2 separate regions of the Homo sapiens genome follow, and region 2 is linked to region 1. A link is a loop called in an ENCODE intact Hi-C map of the cell type or tissue named here. Cell type or tissue: K562. All regions are shown on one strand. Links, peaks and the distances in the headings refer to the core of each region. The heading gives the core; the rest is flanking DNA. Region 1 has its middle 37 kb from the start of LL22NC03-102D1.18. Region 2 holds the start of LOC112267890 (a long non-coding RNA gene).

Evidence for each region. Hi-C counts contacts between places; a loop is a spot of excess contacts. Peaks named below come from ENCODE experiments on the same cell type or tissue, not always from the same donor. Only the 100,000 strongest peaks of a DNase experiment are listed, where the experiment ranks them.
Region 2: it touches region 1 in a loop (2.8-fold over the local background); 7 of 110 quality-filtered maps call a loop at or near these places.

What each region holds. Positions count from the first base shown.
Region 1 is chr22:22,746,402-22,750,788 of GRCh38, forward strand. It overlaps IGL and IGLV3-16. Among named protein-coding and RNA genes, the nearest start is that of LL22NC03-102D1.18, 37 kb to the left of the region's middle. RefSeq lists an enhancer at 1-281. In K562, for the core only: no CTCF peak of the experiment used is centred there; DNase peaks (open chromatin) are centred at 2,100, 3,130, 3,430, 3,976 and 1 weaker place; H3K27me3 peaks cover 83 bases.
Region 2 is chr22:22,691,242-22,695,628 of GRCh38, forward strand. LOC112267890 (a long non-coding RNA gene) reads right to left here and starts at 2,773. Exons shown (of 3, transcript XR_001755447.1): 1 at 2,429-2,773; 2 at 1,906-2,190; 3 at 1,515-1,836. It also overlaps IGL and the pseudogene IGLV3-24. RefSeq lists an enhancer at 1,585-1,634. In K562, for the core only: no CTCF peak of the experiment used is centred there; DNase peaks (open chromatin) are centred at 1,096 and 1,730; H3K27me3 peaks cover 859 bases.

The DNA.
Region 1 (4,387 bases), core at 286-4,285:
CTGTACTCAGGGGAGTCTCGGGTGGGTGTGGTGGGGCATTTGGGACCCTGGCCCTGGATGGGCATCCCCAGCCTCCTTCAGGAGACACTCTTCAGAGGGACAGGGCTTCTCACCTGCCTCAGGCCACAGCTCTGACCATGGTGCTGTCCACGCTCAGTGACAGGACACTGAGCAGGGGCCTGGCTGGAGTAACCAGGGACCACCCAATCTCTGGAGCTCACATGCTGTGCAGAGACCATGACCCTGGGACCCTTACAGAGACCATGGACCTAACGTTAGATTCTCAGTCCAGTGTGGTTTTCTGCTGCTTTTTGCAAGTTTACATAAAATATTGATGAGAAAAACATGAATAAATAACAGACAAGTTGACGGTGCTGATTGCTAATCTCTTGTGGCAATGAGGGGTGATGTAGCAGGAGCAGCACCACGACTGAAATGAGACCAGATGCCATGTTGACTCCACAGGGGTGTGTGGTTGCTTAAATGACCCAAATATTCCCACTGAATAATCAGCAAGTGTCCTAATGACACAGCACAGCATTTAGATGAAATGAACAAGAGGGGACTGAGTCTGAGGGACCAGGAGGAGGAAGATCATGGGTCCCTGGGCCACCTGCTGCTGAGTCAGGTGTCATCATGATCTCTCCACAGAGCCCAGCTCAGCCCCATGGCCAACCTCCTGGAAGGTCCACAGCTCTGCTGAGCCTGGCCCAGGACAGACCCCAGGTCAGCGAGGTTTGGGACAGTGGTCATGAGGTTAATTCCCACAAAGGTCTATGATCACAGGGCTTGAAGGCTGCAGCTGATTTTCTAACCAGAGACCCTGCTTGTTCCTCCTGTTGCCTGTGCTGCCCTCACAGCTGGTTTGAGAGACATCTCTCCAGGAAGAGCCACAGAGGATGTAAATTTGCATAAACGCTTAACACTGACTGCCCCCGAAAGCCTGAGAGGGAATAAGAGAGGCCTGCGGAGCCCAACTGTTCTGTGGGTCCAGGAGGCACAGCTCTGGGAATCTCACCATGGCCTGGATCCCTCTCCTGCTCCCCCTCCTCACTCTCTGCACAGGTGCTGACCCCAGGCCCTTCCCCAGGCTCAGTCCCCACAGATTCCAAGTTGAGCCTGACCTGAATCCTGAGCAAAGCCCAGACACAGCCTCTGGGTGGGACTCCTGGAAATGGGTCCTTTGTCTTCAAGCCCCCTCTCTTGTTCTTCCTTGCAGGCTCTGAGGCCTCCTATGAGCTGACACAGCCACCCTCGGTGTCAGTGTCCCTAGGACAGATGGCCAGGATCACCTGCTCTGGAGAAGCATTGCCAAAAAAATATGCTTATTGGTACCAGCAGAAGCCAGGCCAGTTCCCTGTGCTGGTGATATATAAAGACAGCGAGAGGCCCTCAGGGATCCCTGAGCGATTCTCTGGCTCCAGCTCAGGGACAATAGTCACATTGACCATCAGTGGAGTCCAGGCAGAAGACGAGGCTGACTATTACTGTCTATCAGCAGACAGCAGTGGTACTTATCCCACAGTGACACAAGGAGACAGGGAAGTGAAACATAAACCCCTCCCCCTCTATTTCATCCCCTTCCTTCTGCCCCAGGAGGACTGTGGACAAAGCCATGAGCAGGCTTGGCCAAATTCACCCAAATTTGAACCCCCAGGCTGCCCTTCCCTCCAGCCCTCCAGGCAGGCGCTGCAAAGGAGTCAGTCTGCAGTGGATTTGTGCCTGGCAGGCCTGGCAGTCCTGTGTTTCTTTGCCTGGGGTTTGAGTTGTTGATGGAGGGTCTGACTGGAAAGACAGACACAGGGAGACATCCATGCAGGCATGTCCAGAGGGATGTGGGGAACTCTCAGGTCTCAGTTCAGTGCAGTCATTGTTGTATCCTCTGGGAAAGCATTCCTCCAGTGCACCTAAGACCTCTAGACCCACAGAGCCTGAGGTCGGGATGAGAGAATGTCAAATTTTTGCTGATGGATCACTAAAGGCATTTTTGAGTGGAGCCACTACAATTTACTCCTTGATTCTGGACTCGTGGATCCTGACTGTGGGAGAAACAGCACCATCTATTGGGCACTGATGCACAGCACATGCCCCATCCTGGAAGACATTGCCCAACCCTACACATACTTGCCACTTGCCTGGTGCAGTAATGGAGTCTCCATGCAGTCATTAAACCATTCATATAAGCCACATGTCTCAGAATGTTGGGGACAAGAGTAAGAATCTTGAATGCCAGGAGAAAAGGCCCATAGCCCTTTATTTGCGGTGAAACGAGTTCCTTGGTCAGAACCTCCTGTGGAATACCATCGTGATGGGTGCATCATTCTGTAATCCAGAGATAACAGTTTTGGCAGAAGCATTGCTGTCAATGAAAGCAAATCCTCTGTACATGCCAATGCTAGTAAGGAAAAAGAGCTGTCTCTCCCATGATGGAAGAGCTCTAATGAAATTAATATCAAGCAGGCCCCTGGCTGTTTTCCACAGAGAAGGTCATCCTATAGGGATGCCTGTGTTGGTCTCTGCTGTTGACAGATTGTCACCCAGCAGTGGCTTCAGCCAGGCCAGCTCCAGTTAGTGGAAATTCACATTGATGAGCCCATTATCAGCCTCTATCCCTGCCACCATGGCCACATTTTTTTGGAGTCTGTTGGACAATGACAGGAGTGGTTGACGGAGGCTGCCTGGTGTCCATAGAACAGGTCACCCTACTCACCTGATTAGCAAAATCACTTCATTTTCACAGAAGACTTAGTGAGTATTTATATATGGAAAAAAATTCTCATGCTTTTTGCCCACTGGAGGAGGTCTACTCACACATCTCTCCCCCTGACATATTTGTGATCAGTATTCCTGTTGTATCTCTCCCAAGTTCCTGAACATCCTTGACCATATTCCAGGACCCTGAGTCACAGCCCATGAATTAGGAACCTCTGCCCATCTCTTTGCAGGTGACATGAGCCAATTACACTGCTTAAAATTCTGCTTTAAGGAGAATGTTCTTCCACCACTGCTGTTCAGGGATTCTCAGAGGCCAGGTGGAGTACTAGCACCGTTCACACCAGTGGTGGATGCATGTCCTGCAGAAACATCTGTAACCCCAGCCTAATTGCCTCCTACTAGGCAGCTGATCTCAGGGAGCCACTCTGGAGGCCAAGGCTGTAGGGTGAGAGGAAGGCATGGTGCAGGGCTTGGGTCATGTCTGTTTGGCCAACTCTTCACGCAACTTACTTGGCCCTCGTAACCTAATCCCTCAAGTCACAAATACATCCCTGCCGTGTGATTGGGGAGCTGCCTAAAATGGCCACCCGGGACTGTGTTTCAGACGAAATCCAGCATATCAGCAACTTGAGTCTCGTGGTGAGCTCTGTGGCCACAATCACACAGAGCCTCTGCCAAGGCTCAGGAGCCCTCGCAGTCTTTCTCAAATGGTGTTTTCTGCTCATTCAAAACAAAATAAGTAGGGGGGGGGGCTGCTCACGTGCTTCCAGTCTGGGACACTAGGACCACCTAAACCACACCCACGATCTTGTCTGATTATTTTGATTCCTTGTTGGCTCAGTTATGCATTATGGCAACCAAACCACAGTGTCATTGGCCATAAAATGCCAATCCTTGGTCCCCACCTACCCTGGGATCCCCTCAACCACATCTTGCTACCCAGTTAAGGTTTCAGCAACACTGAGAAAAATGTATTTTTATATTGAGAGAGGAAACATTCTTTCAATTGTGAAAAATTTATAAGGCAGGAATGTGAAAATATTTTAAAAGACATTTTACAAAGGGTGAAAGACCCTCCATTAAACCACTCAATATATGACACTGTAATTGGCCTCCCAAACCCTGACTTCAGCTCTGGGTTGGGACCTTCTGTAAAGGGGCCTTTCATCCTCAAGCCCTCCTCTCCTCTCCTCTCCTCTCCTCTCCTCTCCTCTCCTCTCCTCTCCTCTCCTCTGCTCTCCTCTCCTCTCAGCCTGTGCCTCCTACATACAGAGACAGCTGCTCTCAGTCTTGGTGGCCCTGAGACTGACAACCATGATCACATGCTCTGGAGATAAACTCAGGATAAACATACACTTAGGAACCAGCAGATGCCAGGCCAGGCCTCGGTGCTTGTAATCTGGTATAACAGCAAGTGACCCTCAGGGACCTCTGCCCAATTCTTAGGCTCCAAATCAAGGAACATGGCCACCATGACCATTAGTGGGGCCCAGGCCCGCGACAAGGCTGACTATTACTATACTGCAGATAATAACAGTGGGAGCAGCTGGCAGGGACTCATAGTAACACAGAGAGATAGGGACTAGCCACAGTACTGTCCCACCTCGGCCTGCCTCTCATTCTCACCTGCCCTCTGAGCAGCTATAGGTCAGGCCTCAGGGTCAGGTGTCCT
Region 2 (4,387 bases), core at 173-4,172, 55 kb before region 1:
AACATTTTTCAAACAGTATTGCTTGCAACCCAAGGCTTATGAAACACTTTACCAAAAGTTCCACAAGAAAAGCTCAAGTTTCTCATGCACCGTTGGACCAGGTTCATTGCGTGCAGTAGGACCTTGCTCAAGTGATGAGTCCATTTGATGTTTTCACCATCAAGGTGAAGGGTATTATGACTTTTGGGCACTGAGTTGATAGAAGGAAGACAGCAGCTGATGATGGCCCTGCCCACCGATGTGTGTGTGTGGGCAGGACCTATCGATGGATTTAGAAGTTGAGGGAACTGTTTATTCTGCAGATGGAATTTCCAGCACTGAATCTCCACCAACCAGACACTAGCACTCAGCAGGTGCTCTGTAAGAAGAAGCCCTTCACTGCCAATCACGGCCATTACACAGGTGAAGGAGAGGATGATTTTTAACAGCCATTGACCCTCACAGTAAACTGAGGTCAAAACTCTGGTACACAAAGTGACTTTGAGAGAACAGGCTGAGGAAGCAGGTTAATTAGTAGCAGAAGGCTTTGCCGAGAGCAGGAACAAAACAGGGTTGGTGAGGAACTAGTGATGCCATGGTGTGGAAGGAACAAGGCCTGTACCAGGAGCAGGAAGGGGCATGGGAAAGACCACACTGCCACATGTGATGAGTCAGCACATGGAAGGCACAGCAAATGTTGCACAAAGGTTTTTGTGTAATAACCTGGCAAACAGCTGCTTCTCTATCAAGATTGATGAGTCAAAAAATGTTACTGATGCATTGCTGTCACATGTGAAGGTGTGTGAAGAATGGTGACATTCAAGGAAACCTGTTCTCTGCAGACACCTACCCACCAGTACAGCAGACACCCCAGCTATGCCAAGGGCTTTGTCTTCCTCTGGGGTAAGAGCCTGGGAACAACAAGTTGGCCCCTGAAAGGGGTGCCCCATCATGCGCTCTTCATGGCTGAGTTAAGTGGGGAGCTCCCAGAGAACTTTCCAGTAAATGGTCAATCTGTTTGTTCTGGGTGCATTGAGCATGACCCAGGATCAATGGAAGTGACAGAAGCTTAATTTCCCCAAGGCTGCAAGGCGGGCACTGGGAGGACGGCTGAAGCAGTTTAGCCACCACCCCCTAGTGGCTCCAGCCCCAGGTAAGCAGGGACAGTTGAAGGGCCTGCCTGAGCCCACCTGTGTCTAATTAGTTCCAGCATCAGCAGCTGCATCCTGTAGACCACCAAGGAGTGTGTGTGCCCAGCCCCTCACAGATCACCTGAGCATAAACAGGAAATTCTCCTTCTTACACCTGACTGCACCACACATCTGCCCCTTGCTCTTCATTTACAAGACGCTATCACATCAGACACGGACTGATCTGAGTCCCGGGTTCCCTCAGGTTTCTGCTGTCCTCTCAGATCCCCACACACAAAAGACTCTTCACCACAGGGCGTTGAGCCAGCTCTTCCCCAACACTGCCTCTTACAGGTTACTCTTCTCCAATATGATGCGGGTTTGATTTCAGTGTTTCTACATATATACTTTTGTATTTTATTGGGTAAGCTGAGCCCCTTGTACCTGATCTTGAGTCAGGCAGGGGCCACACAGAGAAGAGGTGTTCCTCCCCTGGGACCAGCAGTCCTCGGATCAGGGCATCAGGGACCTGAACAGCAGGTTCTGAATCCACACCTAGACCCAGGAAGTCCCTGAGCCCCCAGCCCACAGTGTGGAGCGGCCACCAGGGGGAAGCAGAGAGTTACCTGGCAAAGCCACCTGGCGATGGGGCGGGCCTGGGTGACAGGGAGACGCTGACATGCAGCAGGAGCCAGTGACCATGATCTCACACCTGGAATGAAAGGGTCTTTATTTTCATAGAGTATTGTCCTTGTGTACTTGACACTCATGTAGAAATTCTAGAATAGGATTTTACCTTCAGCTCTTGCAGATGCTGCCTCTTTCTCTGCCACAGCTCCAGGCACTTGACTTCTCACAGTGCCCTCTCCTCACACACCCAGTTGTGCTAAAATGGTGTCCCTGCCATGTGCAGTGTCCTCCCTGAGGTCACAGGTGTCCCCTTTATCTCCCCTTTGCTCTGGGAGCCCCTGTCCTGCAGACACAGTGGCTTCTCCTTTCCTGGCTGCTCCTCCACTTTCATTGTCCCTGGTCTTTCCGGACTCTCTCCTGGGGAAGCTGCCAAATCATGGCTCTTGATTTCCTGGTGAGTCACAAAATAGTTGCTCATTAACCTTTAGTTGACTTAAGTTCTTAATCATTGATACATTTTCCCCAACAACTGACGACAACTTAGTTATAATAAACATTCACTTCTGGGGGTCTTGGAGTTTGCAGCCCCCTCTCATTCTCTCATGGAGCAAACATTTCCTTCGCCTTCTCATCTGTCTCTGATCCTGACAGCATCCTGGAGATACTGAGGCACAGCAGCTATGACCTACCCAGGAGCTTGCAGCCAAGGCAGAAACTTCCATCACCTCATGGATCTTCCAGCACTCTGTGTGCACTTGACAAATAAGAAATTCCATTGTCCTCTACCACTCAGGAGCTGTGCCCTGCGGTGGGACCTGCACCTTTCCAAGGTGTGTGTTATCATCTGCACAGTGGAGATGAAGAGGGAACCTGCATTGGGTTCTGGAAAGTAACATCTAAAAATATATTTAGACCTGCAACAGAAATCTCCTCTCTAACATAAAATATTTATGATCAGGACACACTGAGAGGCCTAGACCAAAATTAAGCACTGCCCTCCTGAGCCAGGATAGAATGGAGGAGGGGACTGGGGACCCCAGATAATTCCACAGTTACCAGCATGACTCTATGATCACCTCCTGGACCAGATCAAAGATCATCCCATATGAAGGACTTCATATTCCTTAGGAAATACAAAGTCACCTCTGAGCTCTGCTGTGACCAAGTGAGCCCAGGAATGAGGCTGAGCACAGTGTGATGTGGAGATGTCTGCAGAGAATATGGAATCAATTGATAAAGGAGATCCTGTGGGCAAAGGGTGGGAGGGCAAGGCCACCCCTAACCTCTTTGGGTCCCTTGGGGCTGAGTCCTTCTGGAAACCACAAAGCTCCTCCAGCAGCAGCCCCTGACTCTGCTGATTGGCATCACGGGCTGTTCTCTCCAACAAGGGGTTAAGAGAGACCTGGGAGGAGCCTGCCCAGCCTCAGACTTGAGAAGCAGCATTGGAGGCACTTCAGCCATGGCCTGGCCCCTCTTTTCCTTGGTCTCCTGACTCACTGCCCAGGTGCTGCCCCCAGGGTCTCACCCACCTGCCCAGCCCCAGGCCTCCAGGTTCAGCCTGGCCATCAGTCTGAGCTCAGCAGGGCCCTGTGTGTGGTGGGCAGGATGCTCGTGACCCTGCTGCAGGGGGAGGGGCTGGTTGGGCTGAAATGCCCCCACTCTGTGCTCCTGTGCTCATGGGTGCCCTGAGAGCTCTTTTATTCCTGGGGCTCACTCCAGCCCTGGCAAGTAGCAAGATATCCTGGGGTTGAGCCTCTCAGTTTCAAATTTTTTATCTCCCCTTTCCTTCTTGCAGGCTCTGTCACCTCCTGTGAGCTGACACAGCCACCCTCAGTGTCAGTAGCTCCAGGACAGATGACTAGGATCACCTGTAGGGAAAACAGTATTGGAAGTAAAAGTGCTTAATGGTACCAGCAGAAGCCAGGACAGGCCCCTGTGTGGGTCATCTATGGGGATAGCAGGCGGCCTTCAGGGATCTCTGAGATTCTCTGGCTCAAACTCAGGGAACAGGACCACCCTGGCCATCAACAGGGCCCAGGCTGGGGACGAGGCTATTACTGTAAGATGTGGGACATTAGGACTCCTCATCCCACAGTGACAGAGGTAGATGGGGAAGTGAGACACAAACCCCTTCCCCATACGTGTCACTCTTGTCCTCCAGCCCAGGAAGACTGTGGACAAAGCCATGAGCATGGGTTTCCCAATTCACCTGGATCTGAGACCCCCCAGGCTGCCCTTTCCACAGGCCCTCCAGGCAGGCTCTGCAGAGGGGACATCAAGACTGAATTTAGGGCAGAGGTGACCAGGATATATTGAGGTTTGGGGGACTCAGTTGTGATTTGGGGAAATGGGGCCAGAATGGAAGGTCAGGCCAAGGTCAACATCCTTAGTTGGTCTCTGGATTTCCATAGGGGGTGAAGGCCAGTCCTTGGGCTGAATATCCTGAGTCAGTTTCCAGAACTGCCCAGCTCAGGCTCCCATGGCATCCTGCCATTCTCTGAAAAGGGCCCTGGCATGCCAGGTGCTCTGGGTTCTGAGGGAGAGTTGGAATCAGATCCTCCTGCAGGAATCCAGGGTCAGGAGAAGCAGCCTCACCTGACACAGGGACCACAGATGCACCCCCACAGGGTGAGCTGCAGGATGGATGC